2 separate regions of the Homo sapiens genome follow, and region 2 is linked to region 1. The links are chromatin loops, found by intact Hi-C in ENCODE. Cell type or tissue: ovary. All regions are shown on one strand. Each heading gives the region's core, and the rest is flanking DNA. Links, peaks and the distances in the headings are about the cores only. Region 1 overlaps TOM1L2 (target of myb1 like 2 membrane trafficking protein). Region 2 overlaps DRC3 (dynein regulatory complex subunit 3).

Region 1 (15,665 bases), core at 12,428-14,927:
ACAGTTATCACAAGGGGTGTGAACTGCACTGTCCCTGCTGACTGTGTGGGGACCATGGCTGAGGGCAGACACAGCCTTCTTCACTGGCTGTGGCCCACACCTCTACCCTGAGGATGCCTGTCCCCGCACACCCTGCCCTCACCTCCAAGCTTTCCTATCAGGATCACCCCTCCACACTTTCCAGCTCCTCCTAGCTTTTACCCAGTCCTGCTGCTAACCTCAGACAGGTGTACTAATTTATTGTGGGCATGTACCACCTTATCTGTAAAATGGAACTTGGGGTTCTTGCCTGTCTGCTCTCAATCCTGAGCCCATGAGATCAGCCCAAGGTGTGAAGTGGCCAGCACCATGTTCTGAGGCCTCCCCCTGCTGGTCTGGCAGTAGCAGTGTGTGCTGGCCATGGGGACCTGAGCAGAACAGGGCCTTGAGATGCCTCACAAGCTTCTGCCTGGCTGGACAGTTTCCTGGTCCAGCTGTGAAAAGCATGGGCTTCAGATAAGGGTGCTACTCCTAGATGGGGGTTGATAACCCAGCTGGAGAGTGTTCTTCCTCTCCAGATTTGCAGTGTTCCTGAAGAGCTCTTACCTTTGGTAACGGCTGCCCAGCAGAGGACAGCAGGCAGCATTCAGCTGTGGGTGGCTTGGCTTCTGTAACAGGGTGAACCAATGGAATAAACAGGATCCCTAGCCCTTTCTTTTTTTTAAACTTTTAATTGAATTATAATATATATACAGGAAATCACACATAAAAGTGTATACAACTTGATAAATTTTCACAAACTGAACATGTAACCAGCCCCTGCATCTAGAAACAGAATATGACCACACCCAAAACCTCCCACCTTCCGGATGACCACTTGCCTGAGCTCTCACAGCATAGACGAGTCTTCTCTGTTCCTGAACTTCATCCAGAGTGCTCTGTTGCCTCTGCTGTGTTTGTGGGTGTCACACGCATTGTTGCCTGTGATTCTAGGTCTTTCGTTGCCATTGCTGTGCCAAGTCCTGTTGTGTGAACACACTACAGTTTATTTACCCCTCCCACTGTTGATGGGGACTTGGTGTTTGCAGTTTGGGGGTACTGTGAAAAATGCTGCTATGAGCATCTAGCACTTGACTTTTCTTGAGCATATATATATTCCTTTTTAATGGGAATATATTAAGTTGAATATGTGAAAGTGCCATCTTTGTTGGTCAAAAATGGCCAAATATTAGCAATTTCATATGTATCCACCTCATACCGGGGTGTGAGGTTGCTGTGTGGTGGGGAATGGGCTCCACTGGGCTCTTGGGTGTTCTCAGCCACCAGCACCCAAGAATGTTAGTTGCTTCGCATCCTCACCCACACACCCTGTTTTCAATCTTCTTCATTAGAGCATGGAGTAGCATTGCATTGGGTCAACCTTTTTTTAGCCCCTTTGAGAAAGAAAGTACTTTTATTTGCATGTTGAATATACTTTAGAAAACTTAAGACTCCCCCAGAGACTCTGACAATTCCCCCAGGAGAGAAAGTGCTGCTCCCACCATGAGACAAGAATGGGGTTGGAGGTGACAGGTCACTGGCTGCCTTGCCAGCCTGTGAGTTGGTAGCAGCTCTCATATCAATGCGGCTAGGCTGAGAGGAGGTTCAGCTAAGTGTGGGGTGCCAGAGCGGTAACAGACTTCTCTGCACCATCGTGGTATCAGGATGCTTCTTGGTGCTCTTCAGAGAAGTGGGACAGGGTCAGTCCTGGCCCTACCCTCAGGGAGCCTGCAGTTTAACTGGAGAAGCAAAGGTTTGCAGATGACAGAGGGTGAGGGCCCAGCCAGGAAGGACTTAAACTGGCTTTTGACTGTTTGTGGCTTGGGGGTGGAGTGGGGTACAGCCTTAACCTTTCCATTATGGAAAAGTAGATCGAATGTGTTAGCACTTGAAAAGCTTTCAAGGTAAAGGGGCCACACAGACGTGCCTCCCTAACACCTCCTGCCTGTGAGGCATGGTTGGGGGTCCTGGCAGAGGTAGAACCCATGGCTCTGATTACCAGCTGCTGGCCAAAGCCCACTGCCCCTTTGGTTGCCCTGAGGATGGTGGAAGCAGAGCTGCAGCCAGATTGAGGGGAAGGGGGAGGTTGGGCTCCACACTAGCTTTTCCAAAGTCCCCCTGTGCCTATAGGGAAGTGGGTGATAGAGCTCATCCGTGCATATCTGCCTGCCCCCAGCCCACCTTCTGATTCCCTTTCAGAGTGCCATTCGCAGGCATGGTCAGCCTACCCAGTGGCACCTTTGCCATCAGTAGCACCCTGGCCAACTGCAAAGAGAATCCAGCTGATGCCTACCCCTCCTTTCCCCACTGTACTCCTTCCTTTCCCGTATGGGGGCTTTCTGTCTTCTGGCTGCCCTCCAGCCATCCGTAGCCACCCCATCCCCCTCAACCCGCCAAAAGACAGACCCAGCAGTGTGGTTCTGGTACTTTTTACCAACATGTGCGAGGGCTCAGTCGGCTTACCCGCACCACAGGATCTGCCTTTCTGGATGGAGCCGGTCTCCCTGGGAGGATGGGAGGAAAGACACATTGAGAGTGGTGCAGCCTGGTTGGTAGCTTGCTGACACTCACTTCTACCCCCAGGGGCACCAAAGACTTCCCTTCCGGCAGCTTTCAGCTTCACCCCTATGTTTTCACCTCATGCCTTGGCTGGTGTTTTGGCTTGTGTCCCTTTTTGTTTGCTTACATTAAGTCCCATTTGTTGAGAAGACAAAAAGGATGCTCCCACTCTATGCCATCCCTGAGCCTTTCCCTTGAAATTGTTTTCAGGAGCGGAAATGGAGTCATCCTGGCAGAGTCACCTCAGTGTGGTCATGCCTCTCCAGCCCCCCTCCCCATGCCCCAGCAATAGTCTAACCATATGCACTTTCCACTGAAGAAAGTGAACTGATTGGGGTGGGGATGGGAGTGGGGACAGGAGAAACTGGAGGTGTGTGTTCTTTGAAGACGTCAGAGCCTGGTAGCTGGGCTCTGGCCAGATTCTGTGTGGACAGCAGCTCCCTGGGGACCCTGTCACTGGGAATAGGAAGTCTGGTCTGGGGCATAAGCAGGAGCTGACAGAAGCTCCCTTCTATCCAAAGGCATCCCAGAGCCCATAGTTTAAATCAGCAATGGTTTATTGGTCTGAAATTTGATGATTCAAAGCTTTGTCAAAACTTTCAGGGATACAGAAATGAATAGGTTATGGTTTATGTTTGTTTCTGGTTTTATTCTGGGGTTTTGTATACGGTCCAAAGGAATGAAGGAGATCTGAATTGATCTCTTTCCTTTTTTCTCCTCATTAGACCTTCCTCTGGGTCTTCCAAGCCCCTAATCTTGTAGCCACAGGCAGGAAAAGAAGGCTTCCAGTGAACTGACCACTTGGCCATTAACCAGCTAGCTCCTGTGACAGGCCCTCAGAGTGTGCTCACACCGCTGCATCACTTTGCTTTCTGAAAAGGCAGCTTTAAGAGGGGGCAGCCTCCCCCACCCTCAGTGCTGCTCTCAGGCTTCAGGTTAAGCACTCCAAGAGTGGCCAGACCTCCTGAGGCTTGCCACATCTTCTCTAGGGAGTATTCTCAGCTGGGTCAGCCTTCCAGCACCCCTCCTTTGTCACTGTCACTTCAGTCTGTTGACAGCCTAAGTGGCCATCTTTCCTCTGTTCTCTGAAGTAGGAAAATAAGGATGCTTAGTAACTGTGAGAACTGAATTCAGTTTAACCTGATAAATGTTGACTGACTGCCTTCTCTGTACACGGGTGAGAGACTCGGTGTCTGCCTTCAAAAGGTGTCTGGGCTGGGCGCAGTTGGCTCATGTCTGTAATCCCAGCACTTTGGGAAGCCAAGGTGGGTGAATCCCTTGAGTCCAGGAGTTCAAGACCAGCCTAGGCCACATGATGAAACCCCATTTCTACAAAAAATACAAAAATTAGCCAGGTATGGTGGCACATGCTTATAGTCCCAGCTACTCTGGAGGCTAAAGTGGGAGGATTGCTTGAGCCCGGAGGCAGAGGTTGCAGTGAGCTGAGATGGCACCACCATTGTACTCCAGCCTGGGGGACAGCTCTGACCCATGCCCAATTATTGAGGCATGTCCCAAGAAGATGCTAGGGACACATGGCATCTCTGGATGTCTCCCATCTGTACGTTTTCACATATGAATGGGAGACACCCAGAGATGAGAGACACCCAGAGCTGCATTTATTCAGAGGCGCCCCTGCACCCCATTTTTTCCTCTGTTGGCATGAGAATCCTATTCAATAGAGATTGCCATCATGAATATCTGCTCTGTTAGCAGCCATCTCATCCAGTCTGCACAGAGGTCCCAGATAAGGGTTGGAATTGTGGCAGGTAGGAAGCGGGTAGATTAGCCAAGACTACTTGATCGCAAATAACAGATGCCAACTCCAGCTTGCCTAGGCAAAGAGAAGAGTTTGTCATGACAGGGCAGAGTCTCCCAGAAGTCCAGGTCACCCCGCCCTGGGAAGGGACAGAAAATATCAGGAAGGCCTTCCAAATCCTCTCCTGTACGCCTGCACCTCCGAGCACTCTAGCTGCTCCTTCTGGAGAACATAGGCTGTCTCTGCTTCCAGTCCTGTGCTGGCACATGGCCCTGGAGTTACAGAGGACAGTTCTGCCTACCCAGTGAGAACATCCCAGCTTCTAGTGCTGCTGAGTTCCTGGAAGGAGGAGCATCTGATTGGCCCAACTTGGGTGTGCATTTCCCTCCCACTCCAGTCTGTCTCTGTGAACATGGAAGCAGAGTGCCTTAGAAAGTGGACCCGAAGAAGTATCCTCCAACTGGAGAGAAGAGCCATAGTTCTTTCATCTTTATTCCTATTATCTCAAATTTGGCTTGGGTAGAGAGCTAGATGAATTGAAAGGAATCCCTGGAGCTGTTGGTACTCCATGTACAAAGGCATGAAGTGGTGCCAGGAAGAACTGCCATGTGTTTTTTCCCCAGCCTCCGACAGTGGGCTGTGAAACTGGTTTTTAGACCCTAAAGTCAACACCCTAAACTAAAATGCTAGGGCATTTTGAGGTTGGCGTCACAGGACTTAGCTGGATTTTGAACCAGGTGGAGGCAGCCAGCGCAGCTGGTGGGGGCGGGGCCAGAGGCACTCCCTACGGGCAACCTACTCTCCTCCAGCTGGGCCTTCCAGACAGTGCTCTGTGAGGCACTTTCTTTGGCCCTCCTCAGAATCCAGAAGGAGTGTTGGCCAAGAGGGGCTGTCCTGATCCAGTAGTTTTAAATCCCTGAGCATGCAAATTAAATAAGTGCATCAGGGAAAGCCGGGCTGACAGTACTGTTCCTGGTGAGATGCATCAGTCATAATTAAGGAGGCTTTTTGGAAACTGACCTTTTAACTTCAAATGGGTCTGTTGGTTAGAGACAGAGTTTCTGTGGCTGCCTCAGGATTGGTTGTACCACATTGCTGGAGTGAGGGAGACAGTTAAATTCTGTGACAATGACAGACTTGGCAATGGAGTCATGGGCACAGGAGGCTCTGCCTCCTCCTTTGGGTATGTATGGTGAATGGGACAGCATGAGAAGGGCCATTTCTGGGAAGGCCTTTGAGTATTCTGTTTTTGATACAGTCCAAGACTTCCAAAGAACAGAATTTTTTTTTTTTTTTTTTTTTTTTTGAGACGGAGTCTTGCTCTGTCGCCCATGCTGGAGTGCAGTGGCGCCATCTCAGCTCACTGCAAGCTCTGCCTCCCGGATTCACACCATTCTCCTGCCTCAGCCTCCTGAGTAGCTGGGACTACAGGCACCCGCCACCACGCCCAGCTAATTTTTTTGTATTTTTAGTAGAGATGGGGTTTCACTGTGTTAGCCAGGATGGTCTTGATCTCCTGACCTCGTGATCCGTCCGCCTCGGCCTCTCAAAGTGCTGGGATTACAGGCATGAGCCACCGCACCCAGCCCAGAATTTTTTTTTTAATTTTTAAGTTTCATGAGTCAACAGAAATGATAATCTACTTGAATTTTTGCTCTTTCCTCTCTGTGATATGTTTTCACTGAAGGGAATCTGGTGATTGTGCTTTTCTTGGGATTTTTCGATTTGGGCACACATGTGCTGACATTTTTGGCAGCGGACATCATGAAAGAAGCTTGGGTCTGGGAAAAGGACCCCTGGGGGTGAACTCCCCAGTCTGGCCTGGGTCTAGCTCCCAATGGGCTCTTCTTCCCTTGAACCACAGTCATCTCACCTACTGGCAGCAGCGCTAGACAGAGCTAGGCTAGACAAGCTCAGCATTAGTTGTCTCTGATCTGAGGAAACCTGTAGTTAGCCTTTACTTCATGTCACACATCAATTTCTCCTTTCCTTTCTGCTCAATTTGTTGCCGGTTCCCAACTCCACCAGTAGAAGCTTTCAGGGCAGAGGTGCTCCCGCACAGAGGGCAGGCACCCTGCTGAGCTGACAAGGCTCCAGCTTCCACTCCCTGCAGCTGAACAGCCCCAGCAATTGATTTCCTTGCCATTAGGGAAATTCCTGCTTTTTAGGATGCACCACCGTGCATAGGTGTTATTTCTCTGTCTCTTCTCCAAGGAAATACATGCTAAATTAAGTTTTGTGTTTTTGTTCACGCTCAGCAGCACCATTGAAAGCCAGGGTTTCACCAGCTGTGTCGTGGCAGCAGTTGCGGAAGGAGAGGAACAGAATAGGTTTAGCCAGTGCAATTTGCATGTGCAAGTAGGAGAGCACTGGTCTCGGGGAGAGGACGTGGGCCACTTTGGATTTTCAGATACCATGGCAGCTCTGAGAAATGCTTCCTAACAGGCCTTCTATTATCCCAGGCATGGGCTGATGCCTTTCGAAGCAGTCCTGATCTCACCGGCGTTGTGCACATATATGAGGAGCTGAAGAGGAAAGGGGTTGAATTTCCCATGGCAGACTTGGACGCTCTGTCTCCCATACACACACCACAGCGGGTAAGCTTCCAGCTGGCACTTTCTAGAAAGACCTACTGCAGAACGGGTGAGCCAAGCTGCTGCAGCCACCCTTCTGCTGCTGCCTTTGAATTATTCAGCTTGTCATCATGCTTTCTTAAAGCTCGGGGGCATTCCTTTTTAATAACAAGGGGCATGCAGGAGTGAGACAGCTGGTTGACTGGTGATTAAGTGGCAGCAGTGTCTGTGGAAGAATATAATAAAGGGATCAGTTCAGGGTTTTCATGGAAATGGCTACTTGGGCGGAGCCATCCTGTGAGGGTCATTAGCACCTGCTTTTCAGAGGCCCCTAGAATCTGGTGTGGGAATCCTGTTGTCCCTCAGAGCACCATAGCACCTCAGGGCTTGATGTCACTCTTGGGTCAAAAAGTAGCTTTCTGTTTTTTCAATTGTACCAAGTCAAATGGATCTAAAATTTATTTTGAGCTGTGAGTATTCAGCATCAATCCAGAATTGATTCTGGATTCAATCCTTGATTCCATCAGCCTTGGGATCAAAGCCCTGGGAAGGTCCCTTTAGGGGCATCCCACCAAAGCTTTTGCAGTGCCAACAGTAACTTGAGCACCGTGGAGGGGGCAGCTTGGCACTTCAGGGTTAAAAGCATGTAGGTCATGCCTCATGGTTTCTCAAGGAAGCTAGTCCCTCTACTGGCTGGGAATCAACTCCACTCCTAGCCTGGGGGAGAGCCAGGAAAGCACCAGGGTCTGGGAGAGGCACCTCATCCCAGTACACTTCACCTTGCCTGCCCCCACTGCCCATCTCTGAGAAGGATAGCACACCTGTGCACATCTCTCGTAGGAACACGACTTAATTTTAATGTGCAAGAGGTCATCTGAGATACCCAAAGGGCAAGCATGAGGGATTGCCCTTTCTCTTTTTTTTGAGTCGGAGTCTTGCTGTGTCGCCCAGGCTGGAGTGCACTGGCACAATCTTGGCTCACTGCACGCTCCGCCTTCTGGGTTCACGCCATTCTCCTGCCTCAGCCTCCTGAGTAGCTGGGACTACAGGTGACCGCCACCATGCCTGGCTAATTTTTTGTATTTTTAGTAGAGACAGGGTTTCATTGTGTTAGCCAGGATGGTCTCTATCTCCTGACCTTGTGATCCACCCGCCTCGTCCTCCCAAAGTGCTGAGATTACAGGCGTAAGCCACCGCACCTGGCCCAGGGGATTGCCCTTTCTGGAGGCTGTTTTCATCATGATCCCTCCAGACCACGCGCTATGCTTTGTGAAATCAACATAACCTGTTTCATTCTTCTAATAATGACAGAGAGCAGTGTTGTTGTTCCTATAATTACAAAAAACATTTGGTAAATTGCATAATTACTATTTATATTAGTCTACTTGTAAAGACCAAAAAAGTAATTCTTATGGTACCAAGTAAAGATCTGTGATTAGCAAAACTTAATAACCGCCCTCCCTCCACTTGGATCCCGAGGTGGTCTTAATAATAGGAACCATGACCAGAGGGCTCACAGAGCACTCTCGGTGCTGCCTTTTGGAGTTGCTTTCATTGGTCTGCCACACATTCCTTGAGAGGTAAGTAGAGGGAGGAGCCATTGGCAGCCCCACTTCCCAGATGGAGAGCCTGGGCTCAGTGGGGTTCTGTGAACCTCACCCGGGCAGCAGTGGAGCAGGGCCTTGAGCCTTTCGTGGGCAGCCTTGGGGAAGTGCTGCATGGGGTGGGGTAGGTACCAGGTCCAGCTATGCAGGCAGCCCAGGTAAACAGAGGACTTTGTTGTTGCCATGCCAGAGTGTCCCTGAAGTGGATCCAGCTGCGACCATGCCCAGGTCCCAATCACAGCAGAGGACAAGTGCTGGTTCCTATTCCTCGCCGCCTCCTGCTCCCTACTCCGCACCGCAGGCCCCAGCTCTGAGTGTGACTGGCCCCATCACAGCCAATTCAGAACAGGTACTTGCATACTTCGGGGCCATAGGCAAGCCAGCTGACTATCCTTTTTCATCTTTCTGGGAGACACTTACAAAGGCCTCCCAAGCCAGGTATTGTGCTGGGTGTTAGGGACACAGAGATGGAAGGGCTCAATCCCCAGGGGAGAGAGATGCTGAGGAAGTCATGATGGATTGTGGTCAGGCTGTGGTGGGGAGCAGAACCAAGGGCTCAGAGTTGTGAGCCCAGGGTTGAGTGGTGCCTGGGAGGCACCGGGGACCTGACATGCAGAGGGTCCTGACACAGGAGTTGGGCTTTGTCAGGTGAGACCGCATGCTCAGCAATGACATTTAAATGCAGAGATGCAGACGCTGCTCTCTCGGAGCAGCAGGTGGCTTGATTGGAGAGCAGGCGCATATGTAGGGCCCAGATCTGGGAGGAAACCATGGCAGAATGTGAGGCCAAAAGCATAGACGTGCAGCTGAGTTGTGACGGGCTTGTCTATCATGCAGAGGCTTAGATCTATCCCATAAAAAAAGTCAGCCATCAGAGGCCTGTGACCTGATCAGGGAGGCCCTCCTGAAGCACAAGAAGCCTGCTTTTATCCCAAACACTCCCCACCCTCCCGGGTTACTTCCTGATAAACTAATGCAGTTTTAACCCCACACTGGATTTTTTAGATGAATTGGGGAGTGCTCTTTAGAAGAATCCATAGAACTTCAATTAGTTACAATTTGAGAATTGGTCAGACTTGGGGGAAAAAAAAACTCTCCAATGTTTATATTTACCAAATCCTTATTTACTATTTGCGACAATGTCATGACTGTGGAACCTCACTGAAGCAGAGGGGTCAAGCAATGTGTGTGTAGGGATAGCAATGTGTGTGTAGGGATGGCAGTGTTGTGTCGTGTTCCTCACACTTCCCTGCTAGCTCTGAGCAGGGAGTACGGTGAGAGCAGGAGGAGTGAACTTGAAGCCCCCAGGGCCTGGGTGTGAGCCCCCAGCTCTGCTGCTCACTCTAGGCTTCAGTCAGGACATTTAACCCCGGTCTCCCATCAGTAGAACAAGTGATTTGTTACCCCACCAGGCAGCTGTGGGCTTGACAGGCAGATGGAAGAGGTCCTCATTGTGGCTACCCAAGTGCTGTGGGAAAGAAGGTCTCTGGCTTTTGGCCCTGCTTCTATGGGCAGAACTGTGCCCTTCCTGCTCTGAGGGAAGGCAGAAAATGTTTGAAGTTGGACAGTTACTGAGCCCCTTCACCGACTCAAAGTGTGGGAGGTGCTTGGGAAGGCCCTCCTAGTAGCCAGAAGATGCTGGGTCTGCAGGGTCTGGGCATAGGTAGCACAGGAGCCCTGAGGCATGTTGCCCCTTGGAGAGCAGAATGCAAGCAGAGGTAGGCAGGTCAGCACCCAGCCTGGCCAAGAGGACCCAGGGCTTCAGAGTCTACTGGGTGGCTGCCCATAGCCTTCCTGGGCCTTCCTAGCCAGAAACCTCTTCTCTCTACCAAGACTTTGAAGAAAACCCCTGGATCATCCACCAGGCAGAGCCAGAGGCTAACAAGAGCCTCTCAGGACCCAGACCATCTCCCTGGTAGACCATTGATTGAGGTCTCCTGTCCCTGTCTCTGTGCTGAGGGTATAAAGCTCAACCCAGCTGAGTTCCTGCCCTAAGAAGCTAAAGGTCTGCTGAGAGAGCCCACCCACACAGGAGAGGCTGCTACAGCTGCAATAGTGGAAGATGGCACAGCGAGTGGGAACCTGAGGAGGCGGGAGTGGTTGCTTCTACCTCAGGATGGGGTGGGGAGAGTCAGAAAAGGCTTCACTGGGGAGAGAAGTTGTCACTTAAGCTGGGTCACAGTGCAGGAAGAATGACATTACAGTTCCTCTCTCTGGACCTTTGAGCAGGAACAAGGGCCGTATGTGTGTAGTAGAGAGCATACCTGCATGCCAGGCGCCGCATGGGAAACTCACAGCAGCCTGGTGAGGTTAGTGCCACCTTTCTGTAGGTGAGGAAACGAAGGCTCAGAGAGGCTCAGGTCCGGCTCTGGATGTTGCTGCTGAGTCTTCCAGGGCTCCCTCCAGTGTCCTGTGCAGTTCTTGACCTCTGTCCAGCGTTATTTGGTCTCTTGTCACTGAGTGATGGGACCAGTAGCCACCTCTATGCAGATTCTTCTATGATATTTCACTGTGGGCAAGGAAGGTCCCTGTGGTTTCTGCAGATCCTTCGAGGGGGTTGAGGGAGTGAAGGGGCAGATCTGAGGCACAGGACTGAGGGCAAGGGGAGAAAGTGTATGATGTCTCTGTTGCTGGAGAGGAGCCTTGGGCCTTGGCCCAGGTCCAGGCTTTGGGATCGCTGATGGGCAACTTGGGTATTTTTCAAGGGGCTGTGTTACCATGTAGGGAGCTGGGTGGGGAAGGTGTCTCCCCTGTCGTCTTCCCCTGTTCTCTCATTCTTGCCGCAGCAGAAAAGTGCTATTGACACTGCCCAGCCTCTCAGAGGGATCCTAGTGTTTAGATGTAAAACTCCTAGGAGCAGAGTCTATAACTCAGAGCTTTGTAGAATAGGATCTCAGCTCTGAAGGGATCTCAGAGCTCCTGCCCTCCTGCACTTGGATTTTAAAGAGCAGGAACGGAAGCCCTGAGAGGTTCAGCTTCTACTCAAGTTCCCGTGGTGGGAGAGCCGAGACGGAGAGCCAGCTTGGTGCACTCCTGACACGGAGCCCTTCACTACGTGGTACTGCTTTCGTGTCACAGTCAGAGAGGCACAACAGACTGTTGGTGGCAGGGCCCATTCAGCTCTCTCAGAGCTGACAGGCAGGCCAGAGGGAGATGAGAAGGTGGCCTCTGCAGTGTGCACTCAGAAAGGCAACCCAGATCTCCCAGTGAGAAGGATTGTCACTAGACTAGGAGCAAGCTGATTCTGATATTGCAAGTGCAGGCTGACTGACCTTTCCTTCCTGCTTTCCTTCCTCGTGGCCCCCACCAGATTGCCAGGCTGCGGAGTGAACTGGACGTCGTTCGAGGAAACACAAAAGTCATGTCTGAGATGTTAACAGAAATGGTCCCTGGACAGGAGGATTCATCTGATCTGGAGTTGCTGCAGGTGAGTCATCTTTCAGAAGCACTTGGCCTGTGGTGGCAGCTCTTCCACCGTACACTGTTGGAGGATCCCACCCGGGGACACAGCGGCAAGGCGGGACAGGTCCAGTGGCCCTGTTGTTGATAGTCCATGTGAGCACACATGCAGCCTCACGTTGCCTACGGACAGGCAGAGGCCAGTACCACTGTCTGTCTTTTTTATTTTCCTTAATAACATTTTTTTCCTGATTATAAAATGCCAGTTGTAGAATACATGCTCACAGAAAGAAAAAGAAAGCACAGAAAAGAAAATAACTTTCTTTGACCCAAGCATCTGTAAATAACCACTGTAGGTGCTTTGATGTATTTTCTTTCTGACTTTTTTGTAGGTTTATTTTAAATGTAGTTGAGCTTGTACTATTTCTGTATTTTGGTCCCTCAACATCACATTTTGCAGGAGGGCCTGTTCAACCTTGACTGTGCACAGGAGCCCTTGTAGTGGCACCTCACCCCCAAGGTGTCCTGAGACTGAGATGAAGTGTGATGCTCCCATGCTTTTCCCTAACACTGAGGATTCCCAGGCATATTGTGGTTTGCCATTGCAAACTGGCCTCCCCGCCTCTGGACAGCCCATGGATCTGGGGGCATGGCAGAATGGGGTCCAGGAGTGGGCGGCCTGCAGTCTACCCCTGAAACCAGGGTCAAGGCCCCCACCTCAGGCCTGTTTCCCAGGGCAGCCAGGTCCAGAGCCAGTGCCCAGATCTCCACCACACCCAGCCTCAGATGACCCTGGCATTTGCAGAAAATGTCAGTGGTACTGCCCTTAGAAGCAGTGACCTTCTGGAGGGTGGAAGAAGGATGCTGTGAACTGCAAGGCCCCACACACTTTTCAATGGGAGGCAAGATGCTTGAGGGAACAGGTCAGGAGCCAGACTGATTTAGCAACCTGGCATGAGTTTCTCATGATACACCTGCTGCTGCTGCTGATACTGCCATTTGTGTCTGGCCCTCCGTTGTCAGTCTTGGTCCCCAAGTGCTACACCTTCTACCCTGCTGCTGGCACATGCTTGCCGCCTGTGAAGGCCCTGTCCTGGTCCCAAGTTGCTGCTTATTGTGCCCCCTTCCTACTCCAAAGCCATCGGCTCTTATGGGGGTGAGGGTGGGTGGAGACCTGTTCCAGGCCTGACACAAAACACAGTCCTAGGGGCACAGAGGTGCATGAGCTGTGGTCCCTGGAGCTTGCAGCTTTTTGCAGGAAATAGACCGGGAAACAACTTGTCTCCATGTAACTACACCAGCCTGCTCTTGAAGCTGAGAAAAGTACCCTTGGCCCAGCCCCAGTGAGGAGTCCTGAGTGGCCTCTCCCTAGTTCCCAGACCTCACTCCTGACACACCTGCATCAGCCCAGGCTTGCCTCAGCTCAGCAGATCCAGCTGAATATGTGCCACACTCCAGGGGACCTGGCTTCCCTTGAATGCATTGTCATTGGCCTCCATTCCTAGCCTGCAGGAAGGTTCGGCCAGGCGTTACCCAGATGCACAGGATTCTGAGGTCAGTCCAGAAACTGAGAAGGCCTCTTGAGGCAGCTTTGTGCTGTGTCAGCGTCGGAATTCCTGCTGACAGGGGGGATTTGCTCTGGATAGAGCCGTGCTCCTGGCAGCAGGGGGTGTGTTGAACAAAGCCAAGATGCTTCCAGACAGCCAGAGCAGACCCAGACAGCAGGAATACTTCGTGTTTTGGGGGGAGAGGGGGTTTGGGATTTTTTTTTTTTTTTAAACAAGCCCATCAGCCAAGACAAACAGAACCTAATCTCCTGGCGTCAGCTCACAGCTTTCAAAAATAGGTTGCTTCCCATGACGTTTTCCTTCCCTCTGTTTTGTTCCAACTCCAAGCCTCCCAGCCCTCACTGCTATCTTATAAATCAAATAGAAAAGGAATGACTCTCGGTGCCAGTGGGAGGCTGTCCTTCCAGCAACAGCAGATTCAGGAGCTGGGCAGCACTGTGGACAGCCGTGAACAGACACAGCCGTCCTGGCTGGTTGGCTGCACGCCTCCGCCATTGCCGACATCTTCCCACCCCTTCTTCCCCTGGCAGTCAAAAGCCAGCAGGCAGGGTCTCCCAAGGGTCAGAGCCACACTGAACAGCCAACCTTCCATGTGGAGAAATACCACTGTCTGCTTAGAAAGTGCTGGAATCAGAATGTGTCCCCAGGACCCTCCATCAAGCTGGAGGGCAGCCAGAGTGCTCGGGGCAGAGAATACAGAGCTGAGAGTGCTGGCTAGGCCATGGAAACAACCCAGATGTTCCCACCAACAGAAGCTGCTCCCAGTTCAAGTATAAATTCCTGGGGTAGGAGGTGGGGGGAATAGGAAGAGAGATAATTGGTGGTGTCAGCCCTAGGATGATCATAACTGTGGGCAGGTTATGTCCCGGTTGCCTCCTGCACATCGCAAAGCACTTTTGGGTGTAGCTTCCCATAGTGAAGCAAGAGCAGCAGGGAAGCTTGGCAGTGTGAGCTGTTTGCCTGCAGACTCATGGGTATGTGGCTGTATTTGAGGAGAGGCTGAGGCCACTCTAGCACCCTGTGCTGTCAGCGTAGCTGGAGCGCCTGAGGAGAAGGAAGGAAGGGTGCCCAGAGTGAACACAGCAACTCCTCCTCTTGAGCTATGCGTCAAATCCTCCACTCTCTGAGTTGGGAGAGACCTTCCAGGAAGTTGGTTCAGTTCTACACCTGTGTTCAGATTTCTTCCACAGCATCTTATCTGTTGGGTCTTTCTGCGTGTCCCCAGTGACAGGCTGTTCACAGCAGCCCTCTTGCTTTCAAATGGACATCTTGGTTAGACTTCGGGCAGCAGCACAGCAGGCATACAAATTACACAGGCCTATGAATTAATGCCTCCCCATCCTTGCCCTCCCACTGATGAGCTGGGCGATGCCAGGTAAGTCACCAGCCGTCTCCAGGCCCCCTTCTCCTCTCTAGACTGGAGTGATCACTTGCACCTTGGCAGTGCCTGGCGCAGGGCTGGGCTTAGGCAAGGCCTCACAAATCCTAGCTTTCGTGACTATTGTTAGAAAGCCCTTTCACACATTGATCTAAGGTGTGGCTCCCTATAACTTTGATCCTGGTCTGTCTTCTTAGACACTAGAACAAGACTAATTCCTCTTTCACATGGGTAGATCCTTAAATATTTGAAGATTGCCATAAGCCCCACCCACTGCACAGTCTCCACATGGAACAAATGTGGCATTTGGCAGCATTTGGCAGCCCACCACAGGGAGGGATAGGCAGTTCTTCACAAGAAGCAGACATAAAATGGAGAGCTTCCATCAGCTGAAAACCCTGCTGCGTCACTTCTCATCTGGTGGTTAAGCCTATCTTTGTCATCCTGTTCAAGGAACCTTAGGTCTGGGCCCGAAATTCAAGACACTGCATCTGTCCCTGCTAAAGTGCATGCCCTTACCTGCAGAAAGCCTGAGTTTGGCTTTCTGGGATCTTTAAAGATTGCGATTATGTCATCCAGTGTCCTCTGTCTCTCCCAATTTAGCCTTTTGAGCTTTGTCTTCAATGAATAACTTTTAATTAATACAATGATGCCAAAAATATATGTTCTTCTGTGGCCGTTCATCAGCATAAGATAATAACAGAGGCCTCCTCGTTTCTCCAAGTAGCAGATGGTGTATCTCCTCTTGCTTCTTGCGTCTCATTTCAACAAAGACAGAACGGCCAAGGCCATTTTCTCTAGAGAAAT
Region 2 (15,665 bases), core at 8,088-10,587, 140 kb before region 1:
CTGGTGGAGGGCTGTGCTGTGGTGCTGTCTGCTATGTGTCAGATGTGGTGTCCTCAGGAAAGCAGGGCTTTTGCCTGAGCCCCGCAGGCAGTGACAGGGTGGTTTTTGCCTTTGATTCAGACCACATTGTGCAACACATCATTGGACAACCCAACCCAGAGAAACAAGGATCAGCTGATCCGGGCAGCCGTGAAGTTTCTGGACACCGACACCATCTGGTAATGGACATTTAGATGGGCATTCCCCTTGGATTGAGGCTATTTTTCCTGATTTGCCCAGATGGTTATCAGTGGAAGAAGAAACCCTCTCCATTTATTGCAAGGACAAGGAAGGTGGCCCACTTGACTTTGGCACTTGGCTGCTCTGTAGCCCCTTAGGAGGAGGACTCCTCGGGCTACAATGGTGTCAGAACATGGCCACCCCTCTTCTCTAGCCCAGAAGCTGCTCCTTAGGCTGGGAGGGTGGTTATGCAGCTCTTGCAGGTGCCGTGACCACAGGCCCCTTAGGCCTAGGGGGGCCTGTGACCTTAAACTTCTGCCCACCGACACTTTCTCAGGTAAAGCATCCTTGGCACTATGGATGCTGATAACTAGGAGTGTCCTTCTCCAGTTCTGAATTCTCCTCTGTGTCTATGTTTCTTGGCTAATTGTTCAGTGATGCCAAAGGAAAGTTGAGAAACAATGGAAATGATTGAGCAGCACCGTGCCTGCTAGCCCAAGTGCTCTAGGATCCTGAGTCATCTCACGATGACACAGGAAGTCAGCACTGATGGCTGGAGGCGTGCTTTCGAAGGGGGTGACCCATAGCTAGTGGGAACGCCCACTCCATTTATATTAGGGTTCACTTGATTGCAGGGAGCAGAAACCCATTCAACCTAGCTCAGACAAAAAGGGGATTCTTGAAAACTATACAGGGATCCTGACAGGAAATGAAGGACAGTTGGGTCACCAGGAAAGGTAGCTGGAAGATCCAATGTCAGAGCTCCTCCCTGTGCCCTACTAGGGTGAGAGGAAGGTGAGGGAGGAAAGGCTGGTTGTCCATCTGCCCCTCCCAGCACCCCAGCTTTTCCTGCATAACTCATGACCTCTCTTCCCCACTTTGCTTACACAAGACAGTGGATTTCCATAGTGCCCACTTGGATTCCCATCCCATGAGGCCCTGCAGCTCAGCTCCTCTCAACTGGCTCATGTCTGTGTCTCTTGGTCAAACAAATGGCACAGCCTGACCTCTAGCTTGGTCCCATCAGGTCTGGCATCTGTGCCAGCAGCTGCATCTGTAGCCAGGAGGTGGGTGGACTTATGAGGTATAAACAGGCTATTTGGTCTGTGACCAGGGGCACAGTCTCTTGGAGGGGGTGAGGGTAGAGATGCAAAGACTGAGCATCTGGCACAGCATTCCCATTCAGCATCTGGGTCAAGCGGGTGTGGACCCAGGGTTGCAGTTAGTAGATTGGATCTGCTTTAGGATGGCAGTAACAGTGTGGCAAGCTTGGACCTGTCAAATATTTGGGGGCATTTAGGGTAGTGGTTCTCAAACTCAAGCTTACACTAGAATCCCCTAGAGGGCTTGTTAAAACAGATTGCTGGGCCCCCCTCCAGAGGTTCTGATTTCTGTAGGCATGCAACCTGAGAATGTGTATTTCTAACAAGTTCCCAGGCGATGCTGGTGCCAGGGCCACACTTTGAGAACCACTGCTTTAGGGGAAAAGACTTGTGGGGCTGGGATGGTGGTGGTGAAGTTTTTGCTGTTGTCCTTTGTGTTTTTCCTTTTCTATCACTGAATGAAGGAATTGTACTTTTTTATTAATGAAGGTTATTTTTACAATGAATTAGCTACAGGGTGGAGGAGCCCGAGACATTAGTGGAACTTCAAAGGAATGAGTGGGATCCAATCATCGAATGGGCTGAGAAAAGGTAAGATGTACAGCCCTGCAGAAAGCACTGACTGGGCACCTGCGTTTGGTGGAGTGTAGGGGTCAGGGGGTCACGCTGGAAAACTAGTGCCCTTAGCTAGTCAGCTTTCTGATTTCAGAGCACTCGTGGGATTTGGCTCCCCTCATATGATCAGGGATAGGGTCATCCTGGGAAAAAAGCACCTCAAATTTAATTTCAGCCACTAGGTACAGCACACCTGCTGTAGCGGTTCATGAAGTGTAGGGGCAGCTCTGTGTCCTTGGAGAAGCAGTGGAGTTCCCAGGCCACCTTCTGCCAGCGGGTCAGAGCAGCAGTGTCGGTTTGAATCCCAGCTCTGCTGAAGACTCAGCTGTGTGACTTGGCTAATGAGTTGATCTCTCTGAGCTTCAATTTTCTTGTCTATAAATGGGGCTAATAATCCCTACCTCTCAGGGTTTGAGGAGGAATAAATGAATTGATGCATGTAAAGGCTTAGCATCCTGCTTATTAGCACACAGTAAATGTTCAAATTTTGGCAGTGATTTTAATCTTTGTCACAATTGCTGTACTATTAAATAAAATAACAGAACAACATATACGATATGTATGCACTTGGAGAAAAGTCTGGATAGCTTCCTGCAAAATTACGGGTAACATCCAATGGATATGTAGCTTCCAGGAATTGATATGAAATATTTTTCTTTAATAGGAAGACTCTTGAGTGCAAAGTTGAATGGATTATTGATGTGGTGGCAAAATAAATTCAATTTCATTTGATCCCAAGGGAAATTTGGAAGGGCTGGCTTTCATGGTACTACCTTGACTGTGGTATTTTCTAAGCTTGCAAGGCACATTTCTTGGTATAGCAGTTTTCCACAAAAGTGATGTTACCAATCAGTTCACTGATTTGCCACATGCTGCCCGATGCTCACAATGTGGCAGGTGTCCTTGGGTCTTAAAAGAGAAGGCAAAGGCAGTGCTCTAAAGACCAGACTACAATACTATGTGGGAATGTGACAAAACAGTGTCATTTCAGAATCTAATGAAATGTAATAATAATTTAGGTGCCTAGAGATCTTTGCTATAGTATAAAATCATCAGATTCTTGTGGCAGGAAATACCTCATCCTTAAGAGTTTATAGAAAAACTTAGCCATTTCTTACAGTCCATTTGTACTATTAGGAATTTCAGCAAGGATTTTTTATTTTTTCTTTCTTGAGATGGAGTCTCGCTCTGTCGCCCAGGCTGGAGTGCAGTGATGCGATCTTGGCTCACTGTAACCTCCACCTCTTGGGTTTAAACGATTCTCGTGCCTCAGCCTCTCAAGTAGCTGGGATTACAGGCGCCCACCACGCCCAGCTAATTTTTGTGTTTTTAGTAGAGATGGGGTTTCACCATGTTGGCCAGGCTGGTCTCGAACTCCTGACCTCAAGTGATTGCCCACCTCATTCTCCTGAAGTGCTGGGATTATAGGTGTGAGCCACTGCACCCAGCAGGATTTTTTTTTTTTTTTTTTTGAAAGGAGTCTCGCTCTGTCACCCAGGCTGGAGTGCAGTGGCGTGATCTCAGCTCACTGCAAGCTCCGCCTCCCAGGTTTTATGCCATTTTCCTGCCTCAGCCTCCCAAGTAGCTGGGACTACAGGCATGCACCATCTACACCCGGCTAATTTTTTTTGTATTTTTAGTAGAGACGGCGTCTCACCGTGTTAGCCAGGATGGTCTCAATCTCCTGACCTCGTGATCCGCCCGCCTCGGCCTCCCAAAGTGCTGGGATTACAGGCATGAGCCACCGCGCCCGGCCCCAGCCGGATTTTTTTAAGCAACAGAAAAAAATCAGTGATATATGGAAGAAAATTACAAAAATTATTTTTATCCCCCATTGTGTTTTTCTGTTTTATTTAGTTATGATTATTCTTGAAAATGTATCTTCTCAGCCAGGCGCAGAGGTCAGGAGGCGGAGGTCGCAGTGAGCCGAGATCATGCCACTGCACTTCAGCCTGGGGTAGAAAGCAAGAAAGACTTCATCTCAAAAAAAAAAAAAAAAAAAAAAGTTTGAAAAAATGACTGCTGACTGGTCATGGTGGCTCATGGCTGTAATCCCAACACTTTGGGAGGCTGAGGTTGGCAGATCGCGTGAGTCCAGGCGTTTGAGACCAGCTCGAGCAACATGGTGAAACTCTGTCTCTACAAAAAAAATTAGCTAGGTGTGGTGGCACATGCCTGTAGTCCCAGCTACTTGGGAGACTGAGGTGGGAGGATCGCTTGAGCCTAGGAGGTCAAGGCTGCAGTGAGTCAAGATCATGCCAGCGCACTCCAGCTTGAGTGACAGAGCGAGACCCTGTCTCAATAAAAAAGAAAACCTCCATGATATATGACATAAACATTATTTTAAGGAAAACCATTTTAAATATTGTTTTTAACTTTTATATGTCCTCAAATGTGAAAAACTTTAAAGAGATGTAAAAGGCAGATGGCCTTTTGATGGAGATTCCAGGTGAATGAATGAGCATTTCAGGCAGCTGCGTATAACCGAGCCCTAGCTCACATGACTCAGGAACCATCCCTTCATTCAGCACAGTTTCTTGGTCCTCCAAGTTTGCTTTTGAGGGACAGAAAATCAGGTCGGGAGGCCACTGACCATGGTGGCAGTTGCTCCTGTAGTCAAGACTAGCTCCTTGGCCAATGCACACACATGCTCTGAAGCTTAGGCCTTTGTTTCTAGTCAAAAGGTGGGCTGCTCTTGGGCTACAGCATGACAGAGACATGCCGAAGCCCTTTTCCTTTCAGATACGGCGTGGAGATCAGCTCCTCCACCAGCATAATGGGACCCAGCATCCCTGCCAAAACTCGGGAGGTGCTCGTCAGCCACCTGGCATCTTACAACACATGGGCTTTACAAGGCATGTATGGAGTTTCTTGTGGGCTTGGCAGGTGGCTGTGAAGGCCATCAGTGTCTGAAGCCTGTACTTGCCCCTCCCCAGGTCCTGTGAGTGGAGAGGCACAGAGTGTTCTGGGCTAGCTGAGTGTGGAGGCTGGGTGGCTCTGATGCTAGCCAATCACTCTACGCTCTAGGCTCACACCTTTCCACCTTCGACTTCGCCAGCAGAAGTCTTGAGTTCAATCTCATTGCCCTGGCTTGGGTCACATGTCCATCCATGAACCAATCACTAGACTGGGTGCGGAAAGCTCTGATTTGCCAAGTTCGGGTCATGTGTCTCACTAGGTAAGAGCAGAGGAGGATCACCCCCAGGGAAGACCAGAGTGCTCTTTCAGAAGAGTGGGACAATCGCTGGATGGCTCTTTGCACCACTCACTCCTGTTCTCTGCTAGGGCTGCTGGGACTCACAAGGGGTAGGTTGTGGCAGCTGCCCTGTTTTGGGTTCTGACTTGGCTTGTGTCCCTGCAGGGATTGAGTTTGTAGCTGCCCAGCTCAAGTCCATGGTGCTAACCTTGGGCCTGATTGACCTGCGCCTGACAGTGGAGCAGGCCGTGCTGCTGTCACGCCTGGAGGAGGAGTACCAGGTGAGGAGCAGCACCTCAGGTCCCGCCTCCCCCTTCCTAGTTCAGACTCACTTTGGGGGAGCAGCTAACCCATCTGAAATATAGTTATGCATACTTGGCTTTTATTACTTTTATGTACACGCAGAAATCAAAATCAAGGACCAGCAGAAGTATTGTCAAGTAGGCCTGGCATGGTGGTTCACACCTGTAATCCCAGCACTTTGGGTGGCTGAGGAGGATGGATCATTTGAGGTCAGGAGTTTGAGACCAGCCTGGGCAACATGGCAAAACCCTCTCTCTACAAAAATACAAAAATTAGCACCTGTAGTCTCAGCTACTTGGGAAGCTGACGTGGGAGGATTGCTTGAACCTGGGAGGTGGAGGTTGTAGTGAGCCAGGATTGTGCCACTGCATTCTAGCCTGGGTGACAGAGTGAGACCCTGTCTCAAAAAAAAAAAAAAAAAAGGTAAGATAATAACAATAAAAAAATAACAGTAAGTGCTACCGCTGTGTTCCTGCATTGTATCCATCTCACCTCCTCTCAGCAGCCTGGGCAGGTAGGAGCTGTGGTTATCTCTGTTTTACACAGAAGGAAATGGAGGTGCAAGGTTGCACCTCTGGAAAATGTGCCAGCTGGGGTTTGAAGCCAGGTCTGGTGATTTTAGGGCCAAGGCCGTCAGGCCTCACTCTGCACAAGGAGGTTCACGGGTGGATAAAGACCATCTGGGCTTGATAAAGCCTGCAGAACAGGCCCTGCCAAGATGACTGAGAACCCGTTTGTGCTCCTTCATCAGCTGAGCCTTCATACCCTGACATTTTATCTGGCTGGCAGAGGAGCATAGGGGTAGCTGCTGTTTGTATACAAGTTTTGATTTAGTGGGCTCAGAATTAAGGTTTTGCCACAGTATGGTTTGCATTTTTTAACTCTGAAAATTATAGCCATCTTTGCAGTCTTTTTATTGTTATTCCACCAACCTCAGAAGGTTAATTGCTATTATGAATTGGTCCCTAATATGGTAAAAACAAACAAACAAAAAAACACAAAACTTTTTGTGATGTATTTCCCTAGTTCTTGTAGTCTTCTGCTCAGAAAAATGCCAGGGAAAAAACTATTTTTGTATAACAAAGGAGGCCCGCTACTATTCTCTGGATGTCAGAACTGATTACATAGGAAGGGGGTGACTTGTAGGGCTGGTGGGAAGCCAGTCTGGGCTCTGCTTCTGACTATGGGACCCAAGCCAGGCCATCATTCTCTGAACTTTGGTTTCGATCCTCTACAAACAGAGGAATAACCTGAATTATGTATGTGATGGTATACAATGAAAGTATGGAATACTCTTCAGATGACATATTACAATTGTACAGTTTGGGACCAGGCAGCCCAGAAGTTCAAATAGCTTGTGTAGCATGGTGGATTCTGAGTTCCTGGATGAGCTGGGGCGGCCAGGCCAGGCCTCTTGGGCAACTAGCCAGGGAGGAGCCAGCAAGGTTTGGTTGGACTTACACTGTCTGGACAGCCACATCGTGTGTCTGAGCGTTCCTCCCTCTTGTTTTTAGAGCTCCAGACAGAGAATCTGCAACTTGTCCCCAGTGTGCAGAGCAGAGGCATCTGTAGTTCTGTGACTACCACAAGAGTCAGAGTTGAAGCCACTGCGTGGCCTTACTTGATTTAGTTATTCCACCCACATGGCGCTGGGGGGCACTTGTAGCCCAGCATGGCAAGGCAACTTGGAGAGGCTGTCCATTCACAGGCTTTCTGGGAGGAAGTGTAGGAGAAGGGATGGCACATAAGGCCTCCTCAAAGAAGTCACATGGGTGGTTCTGGTACCCAGCCTGCCCAGTGGTGGGTGGGCAGCCACTGGCCCTGGGCCTGGGCCTGGACTGCACTTCTTCCAGACCATCCATGCCACAGAGAGCACAGGTGCCTGCTCCGGCTCCCTGGGGGTGGGGTGGTGGGGTGTGTGTGTGTGTGTGTGTGTGTGTGTGTGTGTGTGTGGTGTTTTTGAGACAGGGTCTTGCTCTGTTGCCCAAGTGGGAGTGCAGCGGTGTGATCTTGGCTTACTGCAGCTTCAGCCTCCTGGGCTCAAAGCAGTCCTCCTACCTCAGTCTCTCAAATAGCTGGGACTACAGGTGCACCCCCACCACACCCAGCTAATTTTTAAACCTTTTTGTAGAGGCGAGGTTGCACCATATTTGCCCAGGCTGGTCTTGAACTCCTGGATTCAAGCAGTCTTCCTGCCTCGGTCTCCCAGAGTGCTGGGATTACAGGCGTGAGCCACCGTGTCTGGCGTACCTGGGTGTTCTTACCTGCCACCTCCCCCTAGGCATGTCTCATGTGTTTTGGCAAGATACAAACCTGTTGCCCTCAGCCAACCTATTGGAATGGAACGTGGCTTTGGTCAGGAGGCAGCCAGGCACTGGCCACTCACCCAGCAACTTGTCTTGTCCTTCCCTCAGATCCAGAAGTGGGGCAACATTGAGTGGGCCCATGACTATGAGCTGCAGGAGCTGCGGGCCCGCACCGCCGCCGGCACCCTCTTCATCCATCTCTGCTCCGAGAGCACCACAGTCAAGCACAAGCTCCTGAAGGAGTGAGGCCTGGGCAGAGCACACTCAGCAGGATAGAGGCAGTGCAGCCACAGCTCCCCCGGCCTTCAGGGCTCCCCAGCCTGTGGGGCTGGCTTCCTTGGCTTTTGGGGACTCGGCCTCAGCGTCACCCTGAGATTCCCCCCGAGACACAGTGCGCTAGTACGGCTGTCCGGAGGTCAGCCTGATTTCAACCCAGGTGCCCCTGGCCTGGCCAGCAGTGAATGTAGGAGATGAATTGTGCAAGTGACTTTCTCTCGACTCTGATTTTATTAAATATTTCTCCACCCTGGAAATGTGCTGAGCCCTGTTTTCACGTATGCCTCTGCACTTCTCCATTCTTCCTGTTTTGTCTAGGTTCCAGAGGGTTAAACAGCTTATCTCCCATGGCGTGTTTGGATATCTGCTGCCTGTGGTCAGGAACCTTGCACTGGGGAAACAATCATGTAATCCACAGACAACTCTATTTGTGTTCTTCAGCCTCAGCCTGAAGGCTTTTTTTTGGCTGGCTTTTAATCAAACAATCTTTTGAAACAATTGTGGTCTAAGCTGGTTGTTTCTATTTGTTCCTACTGTTCTAAAACAAATGATTTACTCTAGAAAGTAGAAAATAGAAGTTGTTTCTGGGCTAAAAGCCTGGACAGGCTTGACAAGGTCACCTGATGTGCATGTTTCCGCTCATCTCCCACCCAGGAGTCCTAAGGGTCCTCCTGACATAGCCACCTCTAGTGTCCCAGGAGGCAGGCGCTACTTTCTGGTGTCAGGCCAGTAAGAGGGCAGGGGGGAAGAGTGGTTCTCAGGCAGACAGGCTCTCTCAGCCCTGTGTCCTTGCCAGCCTGAGTAAGGTAATGGCATCAACCCTGCTCACAGGGCACTGATCGCATGCTGGGTGCCTCTCCACGCTTCCCATGCACTGTCTCCCTGAACTGTTCCTCGAAGGCACTGTGAGGTACTGTCACAGATGACACCAGGGCTGCGGGGGTGACATGGTGGAGCTGGGATGCCCTGCCTGCACTCTGCTCTTCTGGAGGGTCCTCAGGTCCTTGTGGCTAACCTCAGCCTTGGTGGGCAGGCCCAGGCCCCAGCACTGTGGTGGGAGCTGCAGCCTCTCCTCCTGCTTCCCTGCCCCTCAGCACCCAGAGCAGAGAAGGTCTTAGCCCACACCGGCCTCCTTTTGCCTGTGGCTGGCAGCCTGCCTAGGCATGGCAGGGGAAACGGCAGGGGCACGTGTCTGACTTTATGCCACAGCCAAGAATCTAGCTGATGGCAGTGCCCTTGGGAGTTGCTCTGTCAGCTGGCCTGGGACCGGCTGTTCATCTCAAACTCTTTCTCTTGTTCCTACATGAACATTTTTTTTTTTTTTTTTTTTTTTTTTTTTTTTTTTTTGAGACGAAGTCTCGCTCTGTCGCCCAGGCTGGAGTGCAGTGGTGCGATCTTGGCTCACTGCAACCTCCGCCTCCCAGGTTCAAGTGATTCTCCTGCCTCAGCCTCCTGAGTAGCTGGGATTACAGGTGCACGCTACCACATCTGGCTAATTTTTGTATTTTTAGTAGAGACAAGGTTTCACCATGTTGGTCAGGCTGGTCTCGAACTCCTGACCTCGTGATCTGCATGCCTCGGCCTCCCAAAGTGCTGGGATTACAGACGTGAACCACCGCACCCAGCTGATTTTTTTTTTTTTTTTATGAGTAGGGGAAATGTGAAATGAGTCCTTTATTTTCTCTACTTTTGGAAGTTTTTCCAGGGGTGGGGGAAGAATGGTGTTGGGGATCGCGGTTGAGAGATGCCCAGCAACTCTCTAGAGGTGCGGGTGAGGCGTGTGCACTTCCTTCTCCTGGCTGGGGCTGGTGCTATGTTTTGAAGAAGCTCCTGTGGCTGACATTCATCTAGTCTAGGATGTCGCCACATTCCAGGTTGTCCAGTTCGCTCTGCATGTGGTCGATGTACTGATTGATCTCCTTCACGCGCTTGCGGTTCCTCATGATCTCATCCTTGTGAATCTGAGGAGTGAAACCAAAGCCCGATTCCTTACATCAGATCATTGGTTAATATCTTTCACTGAATCCAGTTTGAGGGAAGGGGAAAATAGTTCCTTTAGATCTGCAAACCTCATTTGCTTCAGCGCCTCCCCAGGTTCTGCTGATCTCTGTATATTTGAGGTAGGAATTAGGAAAATGATGAAGCCCATGGGTTTTAAAGTCTCTGGGCAATGTTGTCTTCAGTGTGGAATTCTATAATCCTTAATTTTATTTCTTCCTTCATTTCATTCCTTAATGAAAATTCTATCCACTACCTAGGGAGGATTTCCATGTCAGCTAGAAAAGTTCATCCAGCCTGCTAGGATGGCTTGGGATTGACTCACCCTGTCTATTAAACGTGTACACCAAGAGTTGATTCTGGTCACCAGCTCATCTTCTCGATTGTCAATCTTCAGGAGGTGGATGTCGTGCGATGCCCCGACAGCATTAACAATCGTATCTTTATCGACAAAAAGCTGGTGAGTGAAAAGAATCCAATGAGAAAGTGTGTGTCATTATACCGTGAACACAAAGGGAGCTGAACAGAGAAGGAGCATTTGGAAGTCCCCTGGCTGTGCAGGCCACACTCAGAGCAGAGCCCACCTTTGTATCAGCGCACTCTGCCGATTCATCTGTGAATTCATCTGTGACAGCCGCTTCCCCAACTGCACAGGGCAGGTGTTGTGGGGAAAGGGCCAACCAGGGTGTTACTTTGCAGTCCCCGCTGGAAGCATGTTTCCTCCAGGGTGAAGGCAGATGGCTGCCCAGGGGGCACCTCACCCAGGACATCTGTTCTCACAATGCTTCTCTCTCAATTACTCTCAAGTCTAACTTGCCCAAAACCTCTGCCTGCTGGGTGGAAGCATGAGGCTGGCTGAGGGTCTCGAGGCTGCTCTGAAGACAGCAGGCCCTACAAACTCATGGGTGTTCACCCCACAGTTGTCTCTCCACTGCCACTCATGTCAACAAAACCAAACTTTGGATTCCATTTGGAGTATCCTTCTGCCTTCTCTTGTTCCTGACTTTGCTGTCTTGTAAAAAGTTGTTAGAAACAACCACCTTCTAATAGGCCTCACTGGTTCTAGGTGTTGACACTGTGGCTATTGTTGCCTGGGATGGTTGAAATGGAGTCATTTCCCAGAGCAGGGCAAGGCCACTGAAGCACTCAGTAAGCAGTTGCTTCCACCTTGAAGCAGAGGCGCTTGGTAAGGCAGAGCACCTGAATGCTCTGTATTGCAGGGAGGATTTGCAAGTGGAGTGTGCATTTTTTGTTCTTTCCTGTAGTGGCAGTTAACTTAATGGTCTCTAAAACGTTCTGTGCAATCTTAAGATGTTAATATTTCTGCCAAAAAAAGTATTCTTTGGTCAAATACATTTGGGAAAGCCAGCACATCCTAGGCCCCTCCTAAAGATTTGCTGGGCACAAAGTATTCTGAAGGCTCTACAAAGTCCTGTGGAAAATAAACCCTTTAAGCTTTGTCTCTCTTGGTTTTCCAACTTTTTTGGCTACAGACTTCAGAGTAATGCCTGTTAATGTCTTGTGGGATGCTGATTTTCCACATAATCTCATGTGGGAAAAGCCAGGTTAGCTGATATGTGGAATGGGGTGTCTGGGGGACCAATTAGCACAGTCACAAGGGAGAAATGTCAAGAAATTATTAAGTTCTTTCCATGTGTGTACAAGGTCCCAGGCCAGGCTCTGGGAATGGTTCAAAGGTGTGTAAAGCCTGTTTTCGGTGAGCCTTGGCAGTGTGCTTAGGAGTGGGTGTCCTGGTTATTTTAGAGATAACTACAACCACAGTGTCAACCCATCACGAAAAGGTTCTCATCCTTCATTCTAAAAGGTGGGTCATAGTGGAGCTCTAAGCCAGGCAGAGAAATCATACCCCTCAGAGTTTGAATATGTAGAAAACAGCTTCAAAAGCTGTGAGAAGCAACAGAAACTGAAATCTGCTTAGAAACATACATGATTAGAATTGGTTATGAAAAACTGTGTGACATTTGTAAAATGAAAACAAAAGGAAACTGGGTTTAAGGGAATTGTTTTGAAATGTGAGTTACAAGTTGTTTCTGGACTTTGGGTGGCCTAGAGTGGTGGCTACTTCAATTTTCCCTCTTAGAATAGTTTTTATGGGTAGAATATTCCAGATCCCTCTCCAGTTTCTGCAGGTTGAAAGCACTAGGGTGGAGGCAGGGGCTGTGCAAACAGGTATTCCTGAGTCTTTTTTGAGCTGTTGCCCTGCTCTGTGGTCCTTGTGGCTGTAAAGACACATTTCTTTCAAAGCAACTTCTTTGTTTAAACACGTTGGCACTGGCCGGGCACGGTGTCACATGCCTGTAATCTCAGCACTTTGGGAGGCCAAGGCGGGAAGGTGGGTGGATCACCTCAGTCAGGAGTTCAAGACCAGCCTGGCCAATATGGTGAATAAAAATACAAAAATTAGCTGGGCATGGTGGCGGGTGCCTGTAATCCCATCTACTTGGAAGGCTAAGGCAGGAGGATAGCTTGAACCTGGGAGGCCGAGGTTGCAGTGAGCCAAGATTGCACCACTGCACTACAGCCTGGGCAACAACAGTGAAACTCCACCTCAAAAAAAAAAAAAAAAATTGGCATTAAAAAAATTGACAAATAACTGTACATATTGATGGGGTACATAGTGATGTTTCAACACCTATCATGTATAGTGATCAGATCAGGGTATTAGCATATCCGTCTCAAACATTTATCATTTCTTTGTGTTGAGAACATTCAATATCCTCCTTTTAGCTATTTGAAACTATATTATTGTCAACTATAGTCATCCCATAGTGGTATAGAACACTAGAACTTATTCCCCCTATCTAGCTGTAATTTGGTATATCCTTTAACAAATCTCTCCCTATTCCTCCATCTCTCTACCCTTCCCAGTCTCTAGAAGCCTCTGTTCTTGTTTTTACTTCTATGAGATCAACTTTTTTAGCTTCGGCATATGAGTGAGAACATGAGGTGTTTAACTTTCTGTTCCTGGCTTATTTCACTTAACATAATGTCCTCCAGTTCCATCCATGTTGCCATGGATTTCATTCTTTTTTTATGGCTGAATAGTATTCCATTGTGTATAGGTACCACATTTTCTTTATCCAGTCATCTGTTGTTGGACACCTAGGTTGATTCTGTATCTTGTTATTGCGAACAGTGCTGCAGTAAACATGGGTGCAGATATGTTTTCAATATAGTGATTTCCTTTCCTTTAGACAAATGCTCAGTAGTGAGATTGCTGGATCATATGATAGTTCTGTTTGTAGTTTTTGAGGGCCCTCCACAATGTTCTTCCTAGTGGCTGTCCTAGTTTACATTCTTACTTACAGTATATGAGTTCCTTTTTCTTTGCATCCTCACCAGCATTTGTTATTTTTTGTCTTTTTGATAATTATCATCCTAAGTGGGGTGAGATGATGCCTCATTCTGGTTCTTATTTGCATTTCCCTGATAACTAGTGATGCTGAAAAGTTTTTAATGTATTTGTTGGCCATTTGTATGTCTTCTTTTGAGAAACATCTGTTCAGATGTTTTTAATTGAATTGTTTGTTTTTTTGCTATTGAGATGTTAGAGTTCATTGTATATTCTGGATATTAATACCCTGTCAGATAAGTAGTTTGCAAATATTTTGTCACATTGTGTAGGGTGTCTTTTCACTCTGTTGTTTCATTTGCTGTGCAGAAGATTTATAGTTTGATATATTCCATTTATTTTTGCTTTTGTTGTCTGTGCTTTTGAGGTCTTATTCATAAAATTTTTTCCCAGGCCAATGTCCTAAAGCATTTCTCTTGTTTTCTTCTGGTCATTTTATAGTTTCAGGTCTTTTTTTTTTTCTTCTGAGACAAAGTCTGGCTCTATTGCTCAGGCTGGAGTGCAGTGGTGCAATTTCAGCTCACTACAACCTCCACCTCCTGGGCTCAAGCCATCCTCCCACCTCAGCATCCTGAGTAGCTGGGACTATAGGCAGGTACCACCATGCCCAGCTAATTTTTGTATTTTTTATAGAGAGGTGGGTCTTTGCCATGTTGCCCAGGCTGGTCTCCAACTCATGAGCTCCAGCGACCTGTCTGTCTCAGGCTCCCAAAGTGCTGGGATTACAGGCATGAGCCACTGCGCCCTGCCAGTTTCAGGTCTTACATGTAGGTCTTAGATCCATTTTTAGTTGATTTTTGTATAGAGTGAGAGATGGGAATCTAGTTTCATTCTTCTGCATATGGATATCCAGTTTTCCCAGCAAAATCTATTGAAGAGACTGTCTTTTCCCCAGTGAGTGTTCTTGGCGCTTTTGTCAAAAATCAGTTGGCTGTAAATATATAGATTAATTTCTGAGTTCTCTATTCTGTTTCATTGGTTTATGTATCTGTGTTTTTGTTTGTTTTAAACAGGCTTAATTCACTTTATTTTTCTTATATAAAAACCCTGTGTTACTTTGGGAAGCCAAGGTGGGCGGATCACTTGAGGTCAGGAGTTTGAGACCAGCCTGGCCGGCCAACATTGGTAAAACCCCATCTCTACTAAAAATACAAAAAATTAACCAGGCATGGTGGTGTGCGCTTGTAGTCCCAGGTACTCGGGAGGCTGAGGTAGGAGGATCATGTGAACCCAGGTGGTGGAGGTTGCAGTGAGCCAGGACTGCACCACTGCACTCCAGCCTGGGCGATAGAGCAAGGCTCCATCTCAAAACAAAACCCTGTGTTGTAGCCACAGCTGAAGCCTGAGTCCTCCACACAGAGACTCTGGTGTGGGTCTTGACAAGATGGTCAGTGAATTACTGAGAGGAAGACTTGGTGAACACAGTCTCCTCCCAGAGGTCAGGGGGCAGGTAGCTATAGGTCTTGGAGATGGCATCAAAGGTGGCCTTGGCAAAGTTGCCCAGGGTGGCACTGCAGCTCCTGGCTGAGGTGTAGCAGTTGTCAATACTGGACATCAGCAGCATCTTCTTGGGCACAGAGGCCAAGAGGATGCCAGTGCCCCTGGGTGCAGGAATAAGGTGCAGCAGCACAGAGCCGCAGCAGCCTGTCATCTTGCAAGGGACAGTGTGGGGCTTGCAATCTTGGTCCCCCAGTGGCCTCTGCACGGGGACAGTAGAGAGCTTGGTCAGGACAGTGATCCCTCTGACAGCAGTGGCTGCTTCCTTGGAGCACTTAACACCCAGAGTGACACGGCCATTGTAATCCCTGATGGCAACAAACGCCTTGAACCTGCTGCGCTGGCTGGGGCAGGTCTGCTTCTGCACTGGCATAATCTTTAAAACCTCATCCTAGGCCTGGCGTGGCGGCTCACGCCTGTAATCCCAGCACTTTGGGAGGCTGAGGCGGGCAGATTACCTGAGGTCAGGAGTTTGAGACCAGCCTGACCAACATGGAGAAACCCCATCTCTACTAAAAATACAAAATTAGCTGGGCATGGTGGCGCATGCCTGTAATCCCAGCTACTCGGGAGGCTGAGGCAGGAGAATCACTTGAACCTGGGAGGTGGAGATTGTCGTGAGCCAAGATCATGCCATTGCACTCCAGCCTGGGCAAAAAAGCAAAATTCCGTCTCAAAAACAAACAAACAAACAAACAAACAAAAAAAAAACCTCATCCTTGAGAGAGGCCCCCAGGAAAAAGTCAATGATCTCAGACTACTTGATGGGCGGGGAGAAG

The links. Peaks named below come from ENCODE experiments on the same cell type or tissue, not always from the same donor. Only the 100,000 strongest peaks of a DNase experiment are listed, where the experiment ranks them.
Region 2: it touches region 1 in a loop (2.5-fold over the local background); 7 of 110 quality-filtered maps call a loop at or near these places.

Annotation. Positions count from the first base shown.
Region 1 is chr17:17,875,902-17,891,566 of GRCh38, reverse strand. It overlaps TOM1L2 (target of myb1 like 2 membrane trafficking protein), which reads left to right. Exons shown (of 15, transcript NM_001082968.2): 5 at 6,799-6,933; 6 at 8,704-8,862; 7 at 11,824-11,940. Among named protein-coding and RNA genes, the nearest start is that of SREBF1, 47 kb to the right of the region's middle. RefSeq lists enhancers at 467-616, 2,257-2,758, 5,987-6,746, 13,547-14,268, 14,629-15,665 and 1 more. In ovary, for the core only: no CTCF peak of the experiment used is centred there; DNase peaks (open chromatin) are centred at 13,546, 13,826 and 14,416; H3K27ac peaks cover 2,408 bases.
Region 2 is chr17:18,010,872-18,026,536 of GRCh38, reverse strand. DRC3 (dynein regulatory complex subunit 3) reads right to left here. Exons shown (of 14, transcript NM_031294.4): 13 at 10,342-10,473; 14 at 9,648-9,979. The coding sequence ends at 9,866. ATPAF2 (ATP synthase mitochondrial F1 complex assembly factor 2) reads left to right here. Exons shown (of 8, transcript NM_145691.4): 4 at 121-218; 5 at 1,833-1,913; 6 at 4,680-4,792; 7 at 5,299-5,414; 8 at 7,851-8,516. The coding sequence ends at 7,988. It also overlaps the pseudogene LOC100419436. Among named protein-coding and RNA genes, the nearest start is that of ATPAF2, 20 kb to the left of the region's middle. RefSeq lists silencers at 3,997-4,160, 9,088-9,382. In ovary, for the core only: no CTCF peak of the experiment used is centred there; a DNase peak (open chromatin) is centred at 9,226.